Regions from separate parts of the Homo sapiens genome. Here region 2 is linked to region 1. The links are chromatin loops, found by intact Hi-C in ENCODE. Cell type or tissue: ascending aorta. All regions are shown on one strand. Each heading gives the region's core, and the rest is flanking DNA. Links, peaks and the distances in the headings are about the cores only.

The links. Hi-C counts contacts between places; a loop is a spot of excess contacts. Peaks named below come from ENCODE experiments on the same cell type or tissue, not always from the same donor. Only the 100,000 strongest peaks of a DNase experiment are listed, where the experiment ranks them.
Region 2: it touches region 1 in a loop (2.3-fold over the local background); 2 of 110 quality-filtered maps call a loop at or near these places.

What each region holds. Positions count from the first base shown.
Region 1 is chr1:170,305,267-170,315,777 of GRCh38, forward strand. No RefSeq gene overlaps it. Among named protein-coding and RNA genes, the nearest start is that of LINC01142, 26 kb to the left of the region's middle. RefSeq lists an enhancer at 9,828-10,329. In ascending aorta, for the core only: no CTCF peak of the experiment used is centred there; DNase peaks (open chromatin) are centred at 2,305 and 4,535; H3K4me3 peaks cover 647 bases; H3K27ac peaks cover 3,393 bases.
Region 2 is chr1:170,216,841-170,227,351 of GRCh38, forward strand. It overlaps LINC01681 (long intergenic non-protein coding RNA 1681), which reads left to right. Exons shown (of 5, transcript NR_146891.1): 2 at 10,079-10,218. Among named protein-coding and RNA genes, the nearest start is that of LINC01681, 48 kb to the left of the region's middle. In ascending aorta, for the core only: no CTCF peak of the experiment used is centred there; a DNase peak (open chromatin) is centred at 4,391; H3K27ac peaks cover 1,251 bases.

The DNA.
Region 1 (10,511 bases), core at 917-8,916:
TAAAAGAAAACCAAAGGACTCCTTCTTCCTCTTACACTCCCATTAGCCTTGGGATATCCTTGCTGAAAACATACCTAAAGGAAACTTGAGCCTAAATGTCAACGTCTCAAGCCCCAGGAATCTAGATCTTAAATGAAAGGGCCTGCACCCAGCACCCTTATGGCAACTGGAACCTTCAGGCCTGAAGTCAGCAGAAAAATGGAGAATGAACTCACCTCTAAAGGCAACATGTACTGGGGCAAGCTGGGGTGTGGTCCTTATTCCATTTTCTCACTGGCTTGGGCAAGGCATTGATTCGTTATCTATAAAATGGTAAGAGAATCACTTAACTTTTAGGATTCTAGTTATTATTAAATGACATAATTTAAAAGTGTGCAATATTATAGTTAGCCTATGTTCAGTAATCAATAAATAATCGTTATTTTTATTTCCTCTGGAATAGAAGCAGAGAAAATAGAAGAGGAGAAAAGAGAAAAAAAGAAGAAAACAATGAAAATAAAGAAGGAAAGCAATAGCAACAGAAAGGCTAGTGCTCAGGTGGAGGCTGCTGAGGAATTTCTTATATGGACATTGCTACAGTGTGAATATGATGTGTCCTCACCAAATGTCATGTTGAGGCTTGGCCCCCAATGTCATGGTGTTGGGAGGTGATGCCTTTAAGAGGTAATTAGGTCCTTAAGTTGGATTAATGTCTTTATTTTGAGACCGGGTTAGTTCTCATGGGAATGGAGTAGCTCCCTTGAGAATGGGCTGTTATTTGGCCAGGCTGCCTCTCCTGTTTGTTCTCTTTCACATGCTTGTTTCCCCTTTCACTTCTCCACCATGCTATGATGCAGCATGAGGCTCTCATTAGAAGCCACCAGATGTAGCTGATCAGTCTTGAACTTGCCAGCCTGCAGAACAGGGAGCTAAATAGACCTCTTTTCCTTACAAATTATCCAATCTCAGATATTCTATTATAGCAAAACAAAATAGACTAATACAGAAGTGAACAATGCTACAGATAGAGATTAGAAATAACACTCTCCTTTCCAAAGTGCATTATCTTCCACTGGCTTCCCACCCTACTGCTAATCTGGAACACACAATATCGAGTGAGCAAAAAACAGAGGGTGTAGAAAGTGAAAGATATGAGTCAGTGAGCAAGGGAAAATATGAAACAAGGGAAGAAAGAGACAACATAAATAAAATTTAAAAGTGTAGAGGAAAATGTAGCATAATAAAATAATAAAGAAAAGGTTAACTATTTTGGGTAGTAATACAGGTTAGCAGGCAAAGAACCACCAACTCTTTTTATTAATTCAAAAAAACAGGCAGATCTTAGTTCTGTTAGTTTTGACCTTTAAGTTTTGGGATTTTTTAAAGGTTTATGAGTAGGCTAAATCATGACAAATGCCTAATTTAAAATTGATTTAGCTGCCAATCCCCTCTCCTGTGAGAACCAGCTGCCAACTCTGCTCTAAGACAAATAAAAATACTTGGATTAATCCATTCAGCAACAGAAAAACATATCTCTTTTCTGGTACATTGGAAACAAAATAAATAAGCTCTGCTAAGAAGAGAGACCCATATAAAGGGAGAAGCCTTTTTAGGAAATTATTGGGTCAGGGTCTCCACTGTTGAAAGCCAGGAGGTACTGAAGGTAGCAATTCTTGATTGAAAACATGGTTCAAGCACTGGTCCAAGTGGGCTTTTTAGGGATCACATGTCATGGACACTATTCCATATCAAATATTTTCTTTCCAGAACACAGTTACTGGAAAGGTTTCTCATTCCAACCAATGTGTAAAAAAAAAAAAAAAAAAGAAAGCAACCCCCTCCCCCCCCAAAAAAAACACACGGTATACCCCTCTGATCCCATGCTAGCAGCCCTCCTGGGAACAGCTTACAAGATAAGACAGCTTTGCAACAGAGCACTATTAACTCTCTCCCTTTTGTCGCTCTTCTCAGTGAGGCTCTTTACTGGGGTGCAAATGCCCTATTTTGTAGAAGAGAATTGACACTGTGCATAGCAAATACAAACAGCAAAGTTATTCTGACAAACTATGTAAGCCAATGTCCTCCTCTTTGATCCATTTTTTTGTGTGTGTGTGTGCCTAATTGTTGGCAGGCCAATAAAGCTCAGAGTCTGTGGCACTGGAAGAAAGAGGTGCAAGAAGCCTGCAAGTTTATGCTGTCAGGGGAGGATTTCTGGATTCCCAGCATTAAAGGATTTGAATCCCCTGGCTGCTTTGGGAAAGTGTCCTGTTTGTGTTGGGGGAGTCCCAGGGCAGACTTCCATTACAGAAATTGAGAGATGTTGTTGCCTTAGGCTCCAGCACCTTTCCCAGGCTTGTTACATGCCATTCACTCATTCCTTCATTCAACAGATATTGATGAAACACCCCTGACTCAGAGCTGGGGAACATGTGAGGCCAGGGAAGGCAGTATGCTAGGAGTTGTCTTAGGAGATGAAAAGGTCACTGACCCTGACCTTGAATAAGCAGAACTGTGTCATGGACATAAGTAATGCAGATATTAAAGTCAATGTTAGGACGATAAATTAGAGTCACTGTTAGGACAACATAATAATAAAGACAAGGTTAACTATTTGGGGAAATAATACAGACTAGCAGGCAAAGGCCCACCAACTGTCAGAAAGTTTTGAGTCCATGTCCTAGACCCTCCATTTTCTAATACCACCTTGGGCATGCCATTAACTTCCATGAGGTTCAGATACAGAGAACAATGCTCACCTCATAGGGTTATTATGAGCCTTAAATAAGGTAATGCTTTACTTAGCACATTATTGTCTGTGTCACAGTAACTATTATTAGTATTTTGATAGTCTAATGTTAAAGCACATCTCTTTTCTTTCTTCAGACCCCTAAATCAAAATAAAGAAGTATAGCTGTTATTGCAGGGGATAATCCCATATTTAGTAAATATCTCCAGAAATCATTCTAAATAATGGAGTTGAGCCCAAGGCAACTTTGCCAAAGGGTCTTGATCTTTTAATGCCTGAAAGTGACTTATGTTCATTAAAAACTGCTTGTTGGCCGGGTGTGGTGGCTCATGCCTGTAATCCCAGAACTTTGAGAGGCTGAGGTGGGTGGATCACCTGAAGTCAGGAGTTCAAGACTAGCGTGGTCAACATGGTGAAACCCCGTCTCTATTAAAAATACAAAAAATAGCCAGGTGTGGTGGCGTGTGCCTGTAATCCCAGCTACTCTGGAGGCCGAGGTAGGAGAATTGCTTGAGCCCTGGAGGCAGAGGTTGCAATGAGCCGAGATTGTGCCATTGCACTCCAGCCTGGACAACAAGAGCAAAACTCATCTCAAAAAAAAAACAAAAACAAAAAAAACTGTCTTGTTTCCACCGTATTGCTTGGTGCTTTGTTAATATAAACTGATCTCCGGAGAGACTGATGCCCATTGTCTCTGAGAGAAGCCATGTGCCTCCACCCCAGCCCACTCTACCATGTCCAAGACTTTCCTTTCCAGACTATTTGAGAGCTGAGCATTAGTGAACCTCTTTAAGCTGAGAGGAGATTTGAAGGTTATCAACTTAAGCCCTACTCCATTGCATGAGCCAAACCATGTAGCAAGTAAGAGACTCAGGTTGGCTGATAACATTTCCTCTGAAAGTCTCATATTTTTTCTTCTTCAAATTTTAGCTCAGAGTTTCAGGACCCCAGATTTTCACGGAATAGGCCGAGTGACATTGGAGAGACTACCTGTGAATGACCATTTAGTAAATGGGAAAAACAGTGATGCCATTTGGGGGCTTCTTGTGTTGATGATGGCTGAGCATCAGAGACTCTGGGATTGGTGAAGGGGATGATTGGCCAGCCTGCTGGCTTTTGGAATGAACTATGAAATGGTATGAAAGTGTCAAGAACCCCATTGCTTTCACCATCTGTACAGTATTACGATATATGCATTTGCTTTGTGTGTACTATTTGGAAATATATTTCTACATATGCATTTATGTAAGAGTGTTAGCAGTAACAGCCACAAAAAGGGTCCAAGAAGTAGTGATTGGAAGGCAAGGAGAGGCCACCAAACCATCTCCAAAGCCAAGATGTAGAAAGAGGATGAAGTACTTTTTCAAAATAATGAATAATAATAATAAGGGTAATAATAACCAGCTACTACACTACGAAGCAAAGGGTTAAGTGGTGTTGTTCATTGTCACATGATTCTGGGAAAGAGCTGAGCAGGAACCTCAGGGATCCAGGGATCGGGAGGAGGCACATCTTGCTTGCACATGTGGCCTCTACCACAAACACTTCAAAGTGCCTCCTCAGACCGACATAACATTCTGACGCCGACTGTAAATGCCCTTGACACGCAGAGTGGAAAATATCAAACACTCCAACAGTCCCCCAAATGCAGTGTCTCTGCACTGGGAAAGGCCTTAATGAGCCTGCAGTGAAGGGAGGGAGGGGGTTTTGAGGGTAGGGCTCAGAGCCAGAGAGAGAGGAGGAGGTGTAACGGGTGGTTCTGATTTAAAGCTTGTACTGATACATGCCGGCGTGTGCAACTGGGCTCAGGCCGCTGTGAATCTAAATGCCCTAGGACCTTGCAGAACAGCCCAAGCATCAATTCCAGGCCTTGCTGAGTCAAGACCCTACTGAGACTGTTTCCCCTTGCACATTCCAGAGCATATGACTCTTAAGTGGAAGAATTTCCCAGCCCATAGAGCTGTACTTTTTCTGCAAAGGAAACTTTGCACCCAATTTTCTCTTGCATGGTCCCCCTCTATTCTTACTGATAGCACTTTTTGATGCTGCCCTCTCTTTGGTAAATTTTAATGACAGAAAACTTAAGAAGCTCTTTCATCCTATGAAGGCCCCCTTGCATTTCTGTAAGCAGGGAGTCTTTCCATGGGGGTCTGTTTGTATCATCTCCCAGAAAACTCTCACAAACTGAGTCAGTAGGTTAGTCCAGACAATGTGGAAGCAAAGGGTGGGTCCCTGCTTAATATCTCATCTTCTTTCCCATCTATCATTGGACCCATGTGCTGGGTTGGTTCATTCATTCATTCTTTAATTCACTCACTACTTTTGAAACACTGGGGCACATGAAATTCATAAAACATGTTTCTTATCCTTTGAAAATATCACGATATAATAGGGGAGAGGGACAAATAAAAATTAATTGCAAACTAGTGTGTACTGTGCTGCAGTAGAGGCCTGTTACAAAGTGCCAGGATCACAGGGGAGAAAGTGACTATGTCAGTTTTAGGCACTGGGAATCCTTCCCTTAGGAGACTATATTTAAGCTGGGCTTTGACTAATGGGTGCGATTTCACCAGGCAAAAGAAGCAGCCAACACAAAGATGTTGGAGAGAGCAAATCATGGTGAATTTGGGGAAGGATGAGTTTTGCGTGTTTGAAGTGGAGGATATGACAGCGACGGTGATAGACAAAGCTGGAAAGGCACAAAGTTAAGGGCATATGTGCCAGGCTAGTGCCTTCATTACAAAGTCTAAAGAGTTTAATGTAGAGCTCTTATTCAAACATAGCTGTGTTTTAGAAGGGCACATTTAGTTTTTGAGTGAGAGATGATCAGGAAAGGGGAAAGGCAGGAGGCTTGCTGTGTGTGACAGGCTCTGTAAGTCTGAAGAACATCATTTGCACACCGAAAGAGGAATTAACTTCTATTTGTTCCCAGGTCTGCTAAACTCTCCTGATACTGCTTCTCCCAACTCCTTAAAGACATAGCATCTAAATTAATAGTGTTCTCAAGGCATTCCTTTGGCCTCTGTTTTAGTCTTTCCAGATCATGTGTTCTAGGAGAGAGAACTTCGGGAAGTCATCAAAACCACTGGTTCATTATAGAGCTACACCCCAGGGGGAGTATGGAGGATGAAGTCCAGCCCCAGGAGAGCATGAACACATTCTTACATAAATATGGAACCAATGGGTAATTTTAGCCAGAAAAATGTACTGACTTAAAATGCATTCTGTTACTAAGCTTATATCAAATAGGCCCAAGGGGACCTGTCAGAAAATTTCTTGCAAATTATGTTTATGTGTTTTTAGATGGTGTTTGGGTGGTTACAGTTCTTCTAGTATAGTAACATGGGAACAGTAGATAAATGACTAATAAAAAATGGTAATGGAATCCCTTGTGTTAGTTTCTAAAGTTTTTACCTCTTCAGGGAATAAAGAGGAATTAACCCATGAGCAGGAAGGGTTCTGGAAGAAAAGAAGCAGTTGTCAGTGTTGTTGTTTTGTTTGTTTGTTTGTTAGTTTTACAAAATTTTAACTGTCACTGCTGGAGAAAAGACCCCAGAATGAAAGGATTAATTTGCTTGATGAACCCCAGCAGATTTTACATAATTTAAAACTAACTAGTGGGACCTGCTCTAAAAATATTACATCTTGTTTCTCCCCACAGAAAGACTGTAGGTAGTCAAAAGTGATTGCTTCATCTGGAATATTGGCTCTGATTAAAAATCTTTAGACAGGACTTGGTTATTTGTTACTGGAAACTTACATAGCTTGGCCTGCATGCACTGACCATATTGAACATACACTTTTGATCTATCCATCTATCTAACCATGTCTACCATTTATAGAATACCAAGCAGTGTGCTGAGATCTTCATATGCATTGTGTTATATTAGCCAGTCTTACAACAACCCCGTTAGATCAGTCCTACTATTAGCCCCATTTTACATGTGAAGGAATTGAAGGCTCAGAAGGATTAAGTTAACTTGCACTAAGTTAACTTGAAGCAACCAAGGAGTACAAATGAGATCCCAATCCAGATCTGACTCCATTACTCTATATAACACACTGATATTTCTAAAGAAGGACACTAAAAGCTGTTACCTGAGTATGAGGGCAGAGAAAGGGGATTGGATTTGGTTTAACATAATCAAGTAGCTTGGGTGATTGAGGAGTAGAACCAAAAACTCATCTCCCTTGTCTTTGGTCTGGGCTTTGCTTTTGACCCTCTAGAGTGTAGGAAGCAGGGGACTGTTATCCCTGTGCCTGGAGTTGAGTCTCCAGGTCATCTTGCAGAGCTGGACAAAATCACCACTGCAGCAAGCCCGAGGTCTGAAAGCAATTATGCTAGGCCTAAAAATAAATGAGCTGCAAGTAAAACACAATTTAATAATGTCTAATTTATAAATTCCCCCTGCTTTTACAAAGACACCCAGCTCTTACATGTGGAAGTTCTGTGTTTTAGTGAAGGGAAGTGAATTACAAGGATTTTATTCCTCAAAGAAGCTGCCCCTGCCAGACAACCTTTCTGTGAGCTCATTGCACAGGCAGTCTGCCCTTGTGCACTTGGCATCTTGCTCGTCTCTTAATTTAAATGGTCCAGGTGGGCAAGCAGAGCTCCTTGAGGCCCTCCTTGCTCTCTGCCACTGAGGCAAGAGAACAGCCTTACTGCAGTTCCCCTCTCTCAGCTCCCACTCCTGACAAGATAAGCGGAAAAAATAAAAGCATAAATTTGGTTTTGGTGAGCATCTTCATGTGGCAACCAGCCTTGCAAGGAGCCTGAGTAAATGTTCTGCTTCCTCCTGCACATGAGCTAACAGGCTTGAAAGCCTGGAAGAAATAATTCCCAGGTTGCAAGAGAACAGTAGGATGACAGGTGATCTTGTTCCTCATTTGGTTCTAACAGAGATCGTGAGTCCAGCCAAAGCATTTGAAGTCTTTGTCACCCTTTGAATGGAAGCAGCAGGTCCCTTGAAATGGTGTAATATCAATGTTTTGGATTGGAATAGAAAATTGAGATGCAAGAGGACATGATTATCTGGATGTGCTAAAGGCACCTCATCATTTCCCTACAAAAACATTCCCTTGCCCACATCTTTTATCAGTGAATGGGTCCATCACATACCTAGGCACCCACGTTGGCACCCTACATTCTTCTTTTCAACCTCATCTTCCAGTAAGTCTTGTTGTTTTTCTCCTGAATGTCTCTTTTCTCTATCTTCTTCTTTTCACGTTGTCAACTGTCCAAATCCTCTTAATTAATCTCCCCGTCCCGCACCCATCCTCCGCACTGCTACCAGAGTGATGCTTGTAATCAAGGAATAATAATTATCATTACAGCTAACATTTTATCTGGGCTTACTAGGTGCCAGGCGCCATGCTAATAACTTTGCCTCTATCCTTTTATTTACTTTGATAACATCACATCCTGCTCTGCAGTTTTTAATGATTCCTTTTACCAGAAGAATAAAATTGTAATTCTTTAATACAGTATCATGATCTGGCCCACTCCTTACTGTGATTCATCTGCTGCCACTGTCACCCTTTCACTTGGCATCTGCTTGATCAGGCGCTACTCACAGCTCCCTTCACACGCTCTCATTTTCTGTGTTTTTAGACTTGCTGGCTCTTGTCCTCTACCTGCACACCCCCCTACCCCAACTTTTAACCTTTTTTACAGGATCACTTTCTTAGATGAGACAGTTTCACCACTGAACACCTTGGAGAATAGTAAGATCTATATTCTGGAACTTTACTACTAAACTTCATTGCCACAAATTAGCACCCTCAACAGACTATGAATTCTACATTCAAACAATCTATGTCAAAAGGAAGGCTTTAGATCACCATTACAAAACCCAAATCACAATTTTTGCCAACAATCAATATTTAACCAGCCAATCTGGTGGTTGGGCTTATGAAAACACAGTCCTTAAGTGGCAAATTTTGCAACCATATTCTCTTGAGGACAGGGCTCTTTGCCTGTTTTGTTTCATGCTTTCTTCCCACTTTCTAGGACTAAACCTGGCACATTTTAGGCACTTGAATATTTGTTTTGTTGATATGAAGAGACACGTTTTTGGCTATAACAAACATTTGGATATGTACACTTAATTTTTCCCCATGTTTTATTTTTCATTTTTGATGATGATGAGAGTGTAAACATTTCTAAAAAAAAGCAATTTAGCAATATGTATCAAGACCCTAAAATAATGTGTATCCTTTGTGGCAGAGACTGCAAACTGCCTACCCAATATCTATTTCCCTTTTCTTTACTAAGAGAAAGAAGTACTTCTTTACTACAGAAAACCTTTATTTATTGAGATGAAAAGGTGTCCAGCTAAACTTCTACATTTCCCAGCCTCCTTGCACCTAGGTGTGGCCATGTAACTAAGTTTCTATGGCTAGCAAGATGTAAGTGAAATTCTGTGGGAGGCTTCCAGGAAGTCTCCTTAGAAGGTGGACAGAACACTGATGAAATCCCCTTTGCTTCCCTGTCCTTCCTGAAGTCTAAAACTAAGGTTAGACTGCAGAATCTTCTACAGCCATCTTAGACTCATTGAGTCAAACAGGGTTTATTAGAGGCTGTTGGAAATATACAGAATTTCTAAATGGTCCATGGAACTTACCAAGCTGGGGAGTACTGGCCAAGGACAGCATCCAGGGGAAATGATGTTCTGAGGCACATCCCTCTGTCATGGCCTGGTTGCTCACCACTTGGCACTTGTGACAGGAGAATGTCAGCTCCTCTTAAAGAATCCAGGCTCCTCCTCCTTGACACCATCCTTTCCAGAGAATCTCGCCTTTCTCTACTTGACCACCCCCTCCCTGTGCTCTCTTCTGCCTCCAAGTCTTGCAGCAGTGTGTGTGCATGGAGGAAATCAAATCCCCCTAGAAACTGGAGCTACCAGGAGACCTGGAAAGCATCATTCTCCTTTCTGCTTTTCCAGTCTCTGAAGTACAGGAAGACACATGCAAAGGGGACTGGAGCAGGTGTTGAAGAGCCAGTATGAGGTACTTCCCACTCTCTCAACTCAACATCATCTGCAGTTCTTTGTGTCAGGGCTGTCATTGTTCAGAATCAGCAGGGATATCCAGCAGCAGGAATAAATAGTGAGGTTTGTTTCATGCATGTTATGCCGAGGGAGAAAAAGTTATAGAGCCCAGGAAAGAGACGCTATAGAATCACACTTGGCATTTAGAAGACCTCAAAAATGACAGGAAATACCAACTACCAGCTAGGCATAATCAATTCAATAATTCTGGGGAATAACAATGGCCTCCTAGCTGGGCTCCTGCTCTGACCATTGTTCCCTTCTCTGCACAATAATCAAAGTGATTGTGATAAAACTCAAGGCACATCACATTTCTCTTCTGCTCAAAACTCCCCACAGTCATCCCCTCTCAGGTAGAGAGAAGCCACAATCTGCACTCTCCTTGCTCCCTTCTGGACCTCATCTCTCACTTCCTCCCAGTGTGCTTCCTCTTGGTCACTCCAGCCTTTGTTTCTCTACCATTCCAAGTACACTCCTACTCCGGCCTTTGCTTTGCCGCTTTGCCTGGAATACTCTCGCCAGGTATCTGTGTGGGCTTTTCCTAGGTGACACTTTTTAGGGAGGCCTTCACTGGCTACCCATCCCTTGTTTAGCCTCCCCTGTCCACCAACTTTCTACCTCTGTTCCTCTTTATTTTTTTCTTTGCACTCATTGCCTCCAATGTACCATATTTTTCAGACATTTGTCTTATTTACAGATCATCTCTTTCCATCTCCTAGAATATAAGCCCAATGCAG
Region 2 (10,511 bases), core at 1,010-9,009, 88 kb before region 1:
CTCTGGGCTAGAGTGCAGCATCGGGATCTCAGCTCACTGCAGCCTTGCCCTCTGGGGCTCCGGCAGGAATCAGTAATCTTTATTCTGTATCCCCAAGTGCCTGGGATTATTTTGTAAATCCTATGCATAGTCAATAAATGAAGAACATATTCTACTCTCAGAGGAGCAATTTAATGCTAGGTTGGCTTGTTTTACTAACTTCCATCTCTTTTCTAGTCAGTGATGCTCAACAAATGCTGATATCAGCGATGGGATGACACAATTAAGAAAAAAATACACTTTTAAAATTATATAATTCTCTTCCAAGTCAAGAGTAAATTGCCTATTAATTTTCCATGGCTTTGTAGGTAGCAAAATGGCATTTAGACTGCAGGTATACATTTCTGATTATAAGCAATTATCCATCTTTTAATCAAATATAAACTATCTAGTTAGTAAAGATTTTAAAGTCAGTTTCTCTTGAGGTGTTCTTGTTAATTCCTCTTGGAACATTCTATTGGACCGCCCACTATCATCATCTCCTAAATTTTAAGCCTGGTCCCATAGTCCAAAGGACCACACATGGACAATCAACTGAATATATTTGACCTATTTCTGAACAAGGTTCTATGTACTCCGACACCATTAACCAAAACGACTGACTCTAAGTTCTAGTCCTTATAAAATGCAAAATCGCTGCCCTAGCTCGTTACTTCAGTCCTCTCCTCAAAATCTTTTGCTGGATTGCAGACTGATTCATGCTTCAGCTCCTTTTCTCCCACTGTAATATTTGGCTATGTGGGTCCTAGACACACTGCAAAATGCATTCTACAGCTTTCCTCCTCTTCTCTCTGGAGATCCAGCATGTCTCCCTTGGCATATCACCAAACTGCTTCTGTGTGCTGTTCTCTCTCTCTGCATTACTACCATCCATCCTGAGCTTAGTTCTCTTAAGAGACTCCCTTTATTCAGCTGTCTTTGTGGAAAGAACTACTGAATGAATTTAGAATGAATTGCCAATTAATTGGTAATGATATATTTTGGAAATATGTGCTCCTCATTCTATCTCTTGGAATATAAGATCTTCATCCCAGTGCTTCAAATTCATTCATCTATCTGTTAGCCTGGGAGAAAACTATAATTTGTTTTATAAGGAATTCAACCAGATAGATAGGAATTAGTCAGATTCTAACATACAAGATAGATTTTGAACAAAACAATAGGCTTGAGAGGCAGCCAGGCATTGTTGAGAAAGTTTGTTCCAAATAAATTATTTGCTCCTTTGGTATATGAACAACTTAGCTTGAAGTGCTCGTTCTCTGAGAACACCCCTCTAGCATAGAGAAGATGACTCTTCTGCTACAATCCCCAGGCGAGCTCCATGGCCGCAGAGGGTAGTAAAAGAAAAGCCCGCCCCTCTTTTGGCTCTAGGGATTGTGAGATAAAGCGGGTGGGAGAGTAAATCAGTGAAGCAATCGAACATCTCTCTCCCCATTTACTATAAGGTAAATAGTAAGCTCCAAGAAGCCGGTTAGGACTTGGGAGGTGGCCAGCTTACAGGCTGCCCTAAACTAACCTGGGTCACAGTCAAATCAACCAGAGAATGTAGTGAGCTCAGGCAGAAGAAACTCTGAGGTCATCCTTTCCTGAGGCATGCTTGGTTCCCTTGTGCACAGACAAATTCCAGAAAGAACTGGAAATCTGGTTAGGAAACTTGGCAAAGTGGGTGTCACTGTATTGGGGAGGGTGAAACAATTCTGTAGCAGGAGTTGCAAGGCAGAACCCTCGAACTAGGGCCTAATGATAGTCACAGCCAAACCTCATAAGGGTCTCTAACACCAATAGGAGCTGAGGTGAGGCAGAGCCAGCCAAGGGTCACTGCTGAGCCCTGCCAAGCCCAAGCTAAGACCTACTAGATGGAAAGTTAAACTGACCACAGACCTCAGCTGTTGTATGCCAGTGAGGCAGGCAGCACCTGTATTGACAAAGATGGTACCCCAGAGACACAGGGAGGGGGACGTTGCTCCTGAGAACCCTGACTCTTCCTTTATGGACTTTGAGGTCCCACCAGTCATACTCCTCTTCCTTGTTCATTCATGTATCACTGCCTTTAACCCAAGGCTGAAAGGCTTTCAAAGAAATTAGAATTTTTTTAACAAAAAATATGTTAAATACTTCTTAAAATAGACTGTTTATATTATGGATCAAACTGAATTCCTAAGTTTAACTATATTTTTGGTAATTTTTTCTCACCTACCTTTTGAGAAACCAGATTGTTTACTGATAAAATAGTAAACCTTACATTTTTTGGTCTTCTCATTTGCTCTTCTCATTTAGTGACTCATGCCACATAATGACTGGCAGTAGCTGAATAGTTAGCCTTTCCTAGCCTATGAATATTTTAATAGGTCATTCTGAGGGGTCCAACTTTGTATACTGAAGGACTTAATTTTAAGGTTTAGAAAAGTTGTTGGCAAACTATAGCCCACCGGCCAAATCCAGCCTACCGTCTGTTTTTGTAAATAAAGTTTTATTGGAACACAGTCATGATCATTTGTTTACATATTGTCTCTGGCTGCTTCAGGGTTATCATGACAGAGTTGAGTAGTTGTGTTAGAGACCATATGGCTTGCAAAGCTGAAAGTGTTTATTATCTGGCTTTTTATAGGATGTTTGTCAACCCCTGACGTAGAATAATGCATGGTTTTATTGAGCATCTTGTCCAGTGCCCTTTCTGAACAGATGAGGCCGCTGAGGCCTAAGAATTTAAGGTACACATCCAAGATCACACAAAATGTAAGGGGAGAGATCAGGATAACAAACGGTGGAGTTTTAAACATGGTGAAAAGCAAGTGGGGGAAATCTGTACAGAGTTGAGGTCTTTTGAACAGTCTCATCTTAAATAATGCTCCTGAGATTGCATGATTAATATGAAAAAGCATACTAACAAACCCAAGAGGAAAATAAAAATAATAAATGAAAATCCCCTTCAACCTGTGAAATCACCTGGATTTTATGACAGTGGAAAAGACTCAGTTCAATTAGTGGCTCTGTGCCCCCAATACCCATAAAACCTGCATTTTGGGACATTCATATGTTCTTGTTATATATTAGATAAATGAGTCCCCAAAGAGGCTCTAGTGTATCAAGTTACTCAGTTTAGAGATTTGGGAAAGAACCTAAAAAATTGATTACCAGACTCCAAAAGGAGACTGCAACAACTAGGGGCTGGGGGTTGTCTATAACACTGATCTTTTCTAAAAGGCTGTCAGAGAAACAAGGGCTACATGATTTAGTGCCACCTCCCAGGCTCTTGGAGAAACACTGAGGAACAGAACACAGACTGGTTGCCACGTTGCTATCTCTGTCTTTCATTCCACTGAAGAGTCCTCTCTACCTGCTTTCATTTTACTTCCTAACCTCATGTTCACTTTTTACCCCCTGTAGTTAGGAGGTGGCCCTGCCACTCCATTGAAATAGGGAGGGTTTTTCAGCCCTCACCTCATTTGACCCCTCTGAGATAGCTGACATTTTTGCCCACGCCCTTTTGAATAATGTTCTTTCCTCCCTTGGCGTCTCTAATGCCGTGTTCATGTGATTCTCCTGACTTGTTGCCACTCACCAGCCTCATCTTTCATCTGTCCTCCATTCTCAGAGGTGGGCTATTCCTCAGGGTTATGATTTCTATCTTATTTCCATCTCATATATTCATCTAGGAAATTTATTTATGCTCAGAGCTTTAACTACTAGCTAACTGGGGTTGTCTCCCAAATCTGTTTTCAGTCCACGTGTCTCTTCTGAACGATAGCATTTATTTCCATGTGTCCACAGAACACCTGTAGTCAATGTGCTACGAGTATCTCAAACTCATAAAGTCCAAAGTTGAAACTATAATCTTTCCCCTACACCTGATACCTTCTCTGGTATTCTAAATTTACTAACCATCTACTCAGCTCTCTCCAGTGACTCCCTGGATCTATAAAGAATGAAGTTTCTAAATTCCACAAAGCCTTCCATGACCTGACTCAGGCTAGCCTTCTTGTATACTTGGTCTCCATTCTGCAGACCCTTGCTTTCCTCATTACCTTATTTCTGTCCCTTTATTCTCCTTGGAATCACTTCCCTGTTGTTAGTTCAATAAGCATCTATTCAACTTCCAAGATTCAGTTCAAGCACTGCTTTCTCTGTAATCACCCCACAAGATACCGGGCACTAGAACAGGAAGGCCAGAATCCTTACTTCCTCACCTTTGCACTTTGAAGAGCTCTGGAATTCATCATCCTGACAGAGCAACTATGTGGCAGCAACCTGCTCCTTTTGGGCAAGGCTCTAGCTGACTGCACAGTTTGTTGTGGAATTTTCCAGTTCTCCCACCCATCTGGGATTATCTTACTAGCCTTGCTTTAATAACTGCGGGCCAAGTGAGTGGTAATTCTTGGAGTAATTTTGACAGAGTGTTGTCAGTGAACATTCTTCTGGAGAAAACAACGCAATAACTGGAATGGGGACAGCCTGGTTAGGAGCAGAGTATAGCACATTATTCAGCACTTAGTACATTACAAAGAGGTAGCATAGTGGGGTTAAAGAGCATGGAGTCTGGAGTCAGAAGGCCTGAGTTTGAATTATGGCTCAGCTACTTACTAGCTTTGTGACTCTGGACAAGTTTGTTAGCCTCTTAGTGCCTCAGTTTCTTCATCTGTAAAACAGAGATGGTGATAATAGTACCCCCCCCCCGATAGGATTGTGGTGAAGGGTGTGTGTGTGTGTGTGTGTGAATATGTATATGTATATATGTGCACACTCATATGTTTCTTGGAATAATGCATACTATTTAATGTGTTACCTCTTACTATTTTTAGCTTGTTAGGTGACGAAGGGGAAAACCAAATTCAGTAGCCTTGAGAAAGATCATTTTCAAACAGAGGGTTGAGTAGTCTCCCTCTTTCACACCAGTAAAAACAACCAAACTCTCAACTCTCCAATTAAACTGCACACTGAATATCAAGCCTATATACCTTGTGTTTGTTTAGTCCTTTATACTAGGCAAATAACTTTCATTTACTGGTATATTGGGTTGCAGTAAAAGCAAGAAAAGAATAAACAGACTTTTGAACATACAATTCTTTTTTTTATGTGCCAATACTTTGATGAATATCTCCTTAAATAGTTTGAAAAGCAATTATAGGAACTTCAAACACTAGGGAGTTTCGAACACTATTAACATGAACCACTGTGGACCTCAGTATACATGATCTCTATGGCATTTGCTCCTCACAACCACCAAATCCCAAGAGATAGCATATACAGGTTTATTGCCCTCATTTTCAGTACAGGAAAACAATAAAAAATTAACATACAAGTTCTATTTTCTGACTCCCTGTCTGATGTGCATTCCATTGTTCTTTTAAAAAATTTTAACTTTGTTTTACCTGTATAATATTTTTTTAAAAAGTCGGGCTGTGCTGAATCAATTCGTACCCTAGAGAGTCTATCTAGAGGCCCTCAGTGCCCTTCTGATAACTTTTTCCAGATTTCAGAAATTTTTATCATAATTTTTATATCTTCACTGTTACTGATGGTGACCAAGAACCCTAGTGGTGCAAAAGAAACTAAGGAGAGCTAGGGGATAACAAGAAGTAGAAAATAGTGCAACAAAGAAAACAGATGTATTATCTATTTGCCTGTTGCTGCTTAGCCAATGCTTTGTTGTATGGCGTTACTACGTCTGTGTATCTACTTCTCTCTATTTCTAGCACCACCAACTACTCTGTTCCATGCTACCATGATGTCTTGCCTGAATTGCCATGATATCTTCCCAACTGATCTCCCTAAGACCACTCTGACACACTTATAATATATTCTCCAATTTGTTGCCAGATTTACCTTTTCAAAATACAAATCTGAGCATGCCCCTCTTCTTTATTTAAATCCCTTCAGTGGATTTCTTTTGGTCTTGGATAAAAGCAAAATTCCTCAATGAGGGCTATAAGACACTGCATCATCTGGCCCCACCTGCTTATGGTAGAGATTGCAAGCTGTTCAGTAATGCCTATTCCTCTTGTTCCTGTGACAGATAGTTTACAGTTTCCAGATTCCCTTATTGTTAGTACCTAGCCCATAAATACCTTCAGTGTGCATTACTCATGATCTTGCCAGGTGACTTCAATGGCAATACTCATGATGAAAGCCGCATCTTGAAGATAAAGAGTAGTATCAGCATGAATCTCTGAAGTGGATCCCCAAGGATCTTTCATTACCATCCTTGACCTGTGGTTTCTTGGAAGGTTATGTGCGAAAGAAATGCATACTTATTATAAGCTATTATGGGGTCTATTTGTTGCTGCAGGCAAGTCTACCATAATTAATATGTCGTATCTTCTGTCTCATCTATCCACAATACTGCCCATGCCTCATTTCTCCACATCAGCTGAATAAATCTTTCAGTTCCTCATCCTTGCCATGCTCCTTTATCCCAGGGGATCTTTGCATATGCTATTAACCCTCCCATTAATACTTTCTGGTTAAATCCTTCTCATCGTTCAGGTCTCAGCTCAGGTATAACCACTTCCTGGAAGCCCTCTCTGAACTCAAGTCCCACTATTAGGCTCATCTCTTCATGTACTTTTCCATAGATCTTGTGATGGTTGTGACTATGCATTTGTGTTTGTGCTTATTTAATTATCTTATGCTCCTTCACTAGAGTGTAAATCCATGAGGGCAAGGATGGTGTTTGTTTGGCTTATTTAGCATCTATATAGTGCCTTGACATAGAGACAATCAGTAATATTTGTTGAATGAGTGAGTAAGATTGTGGATTTTTATCATTGAGAAAAAAATTTTAAAATACTTTAAAGTAAAATTTATAGCTGTAAGTTGTGATGCAAAAATATTTTTTCCCAACATATAATATTATTTGGATACTTTGTGTTTAAAGGCTTTTAGTAATTGCTGACATGTCCTAAGATCATAATTTCAGGAAAACAAAGAGATTTGATGTGACAGCTCTTGAAGTGGCAGCGCTTTAGCCAGCTGCAATGGTTTATCTTACTTGGCCTCAGCATTTTACTTTCCCTGATAGTTGATAACCAAATGCAATTTATGAACAATATATTTCTTCCTGAAGAAACTTCTTGTTTGGGAAAAAATACTAGGTATATTAGTCCATTTTCATGCTGCTGATAAAGACATACCCAAGATTGGGTAATTTATAAAGAAAAGAGGTTTAATGGACTCACAGTTCCACGTGGCTGGAGAGGCCTCACAATCATGGTGGAAGGCAAAAGTCACATCTTACATGGTGGCAGGCAAGAGAAAATGAGAGCCAAGAAAAAGGGGAAACCCCTTATAAAACCATCAGATCTTGTGAGACTTATTCACTACCACGAGAACAGTATGGGGGAAACCGTCCCCATGATTCAGTTATCTCCCATCAGGTTCCTTCCACAACACGTGGGAATTATGGGGGATATTATTCAAAATGAGACTTGGGTGGGGACACAGCCAAACCATGTCACTAAAGAAAGAAATATACAAAGAATAAGTTATATTCTGCCTGTAGTTTAGTGTAGTGAGGGTAGAAAGAGGATGGGCTTTGGATGAAATAGATCTGGGATCTTGGTCTCTAGTTAGGGTTGTAAGATATGTAACTCTATCCCTTGCGACCCTTCAGACATGCTTATTCTAAAGAAATATTTATTGTTTGAAATACATATTTAACTAGTTATCTTGTATTTTTATTTGCTAAATCTGGCAACCCTATTTCTAGTTCTCCACTTACCAGAGGTTGGATAGGAATTTTACCTTGAGAGGATTAAGCGGGATACACTATTTGAAATGCTTAGCATAGTGTCAGACACTATGTGCTGACACTTAGTGTTCCAAAAATATTTATTCTTTTTTAGATTCCACATGTAAGTGAGCTCATGTAGTATTTGTTTTTCTGTGTCTGGCTTATTTCACTTAGCATAATGTCCTCCAGGTTCATCCATGTTGTCACAAAAAAGTCAAACTCAAAGAAATAGAGAGTAGAATGGTGGTTACCGGAGGCTGGTGGGGATGGGAGGGGTGATGGAGAAAGGGGAGATGTTGGTCAAAGGGTATAAAGTTTGAGTTAGACAGAAGGAATAAGTTTTAGTAACCTATTGTACAGCATGATGACTACAGGTTGCATATTTCAAAACTGCAAAAAGAGTAGATTTTAAATGTTCTTACCACACAAAAATGATAAGTACATGAGGTAATGGATATGCTAAATAGGTAGATTTAGTCATTCTACAATGCATGTATATATGAAAACATCACATTGCACCTCATATTTATATAGTTATTTGTCAACTAAAAATGAAATGAAATAAAAACATTTCAAATGAAAGAATAAAAGGCAGAATTAACAATATTTAAAAATTTTATGCTTATTACTAATATATGTAAAAAATGAAAGTTACTTTTGTTACAATAATGGATCCCATTATTTGTAAACATCGGAGCTACCATTGTGTGCCATATTCTATACCATGTGTTGTTCTAAGAAGCCGTTTACATGTATTATTTTATTCATTTTTTTTCAATGATCCCATAAAACAGATATGACATTATCTCCACCATGCAGATGAGACACAGAGAGTTTGGGTCACGGCCGACATCACACTGCTTACGGTGGTGCAGCCTCAGATCCCACTGTCAGACTCCGGAGTCTGCTTCTTCACCACCAAGCCATAATTTCTGCCTGTGACAAGCAAGGCCGGGTCCATTATGGATGAGCATCCTTTCATATTTGACAGGACCACTTCCCCTTAGCCCCTTTGTAACCCCGGGGCATTGGTGATGCTGTCCACCTGGTAAATCAACCATCCCTTTTGCACCCAGAGCTGATTTTATAGAAATCTAAATACACTTCACTAGGTTTACATGTTAACACTAAAAGAAAAAGAATGTTCTCTGTTTGCCTTTTAGTTGAGGCAACATTTTGGTTTTATAGGCTTGTTTTAGTAAGTAATTATTCTGGTAATGCCAAGGCCTCCTTTATTGAGTCATAAATGCATCCTGGACAACTCAAAATAACAAGCAGGCCTTTTCCTTTGGGCCTAGCAGGCACACACTGTTTAGCTAGATGTGAGTTGGCTTGCCTGCCTCTGCAGGTTTCTCTTTCTCTCTGGAAAGCTCCTATGAAACCATGTGAAGGGGGGAAAGAGGATCAGATAATTGGGATCTTTAAGATGGTTATTATGAAAAATGTTCTGGAACCAATTCAAATACCAATCAGAAACCACATTGTTCTACTAAATCACTTTCAGATGCCATATAAGACACAAAATACAATTATTTCCAGTTTAAAAATATAATGTTCCTTTAAAAAAAAAACACAACATTTTATTTTATTATTTAAAAAAAAAATCTACCTTGGCTGGATTTCAGGCCCATCACAGATGATGTACAGACAGACTTTGTGCCTTTCCCTTTGGATTCGGAGCCTGTAGACCTCACTGTAATGTATTTAAAAGTTCCTTAAAATGGATGTGACAGCTGTTTTCTTTGTGTATTACAGAAATATACAGAGTTCAGAGGCTCCATGGCTACACTTTGGGCATGTATGTCATTACAGGAATGAAAAAAAGATGATGGCCAAATGCTGTATTAAAATCCCATTAGAAATGCCGGGAGAAATTTATGGCCCCAATCTCTTTTATCTGACAGGTATCAGTTTGGTGAAAGTTTTCTTTCTTGCCCTTTTCTCTCCCTCCCTTCCTCCCTCCCTCCCTCCCTGCCTTCCTTCTCTCCTTCCCTCCTTCCCTCCCTTCCTCTCTCCTTCTTTCCATTTCTTCTTCCTTTCCTCCTTCTTTTATTACCTTCCAATTCCCTACTTGACCACAGAATATCTGAGTGTTGTCTTTACCACTGAAAAGGCAATATTTTCAGATTTCTGTCAATATTTGCTTCTCCTCCTTGTTTTATACGTTAGACACCTTGAGGTCCCTTTCCCAGATATTTTCTCCAGCTGAGGATTCATTGAGTCCATGATAGTTTGTCTGAGCCATCATTACTGTGATGAGGAGTAAGGAGTTAACACACCATGTGACCTCAGGAATAATTTCTGTTACAGCAGTTCCCATGTGATCCATCAGGCTCTGAACATGAATTTTAATGGGCTCAGAACCACTTCTCTACCCTGAGGTCACAGGCTGTCAGAGTGAATCTTCCACAAACTGATTGGAACCTGAAGAATTTGCTCTGTCAAGAGAGGTATGGATTTTTGCCTTCAGACCTCTAGGACATGCTGTCACCCTCTGTGGAACAAGAGGGAAATACCAAACCATTACTTTGTTAAGTATAGAGTTACTTATGGATTAACATGGGACACCTCAGCTCACAAAGTTGCTACAAGATCTGACAATAGGAGCAATAGGAGCCTGGAGGTCTCATTCTGGTCTGGCTTTGCCACTTACAAGCCATGTGGTCATGGACAAGTTGCTTTATCTGTAGGTTCAGTTCATTTAATGGTAAAAGGAGGACTGGCTTTGAAAATCTCTGATTTT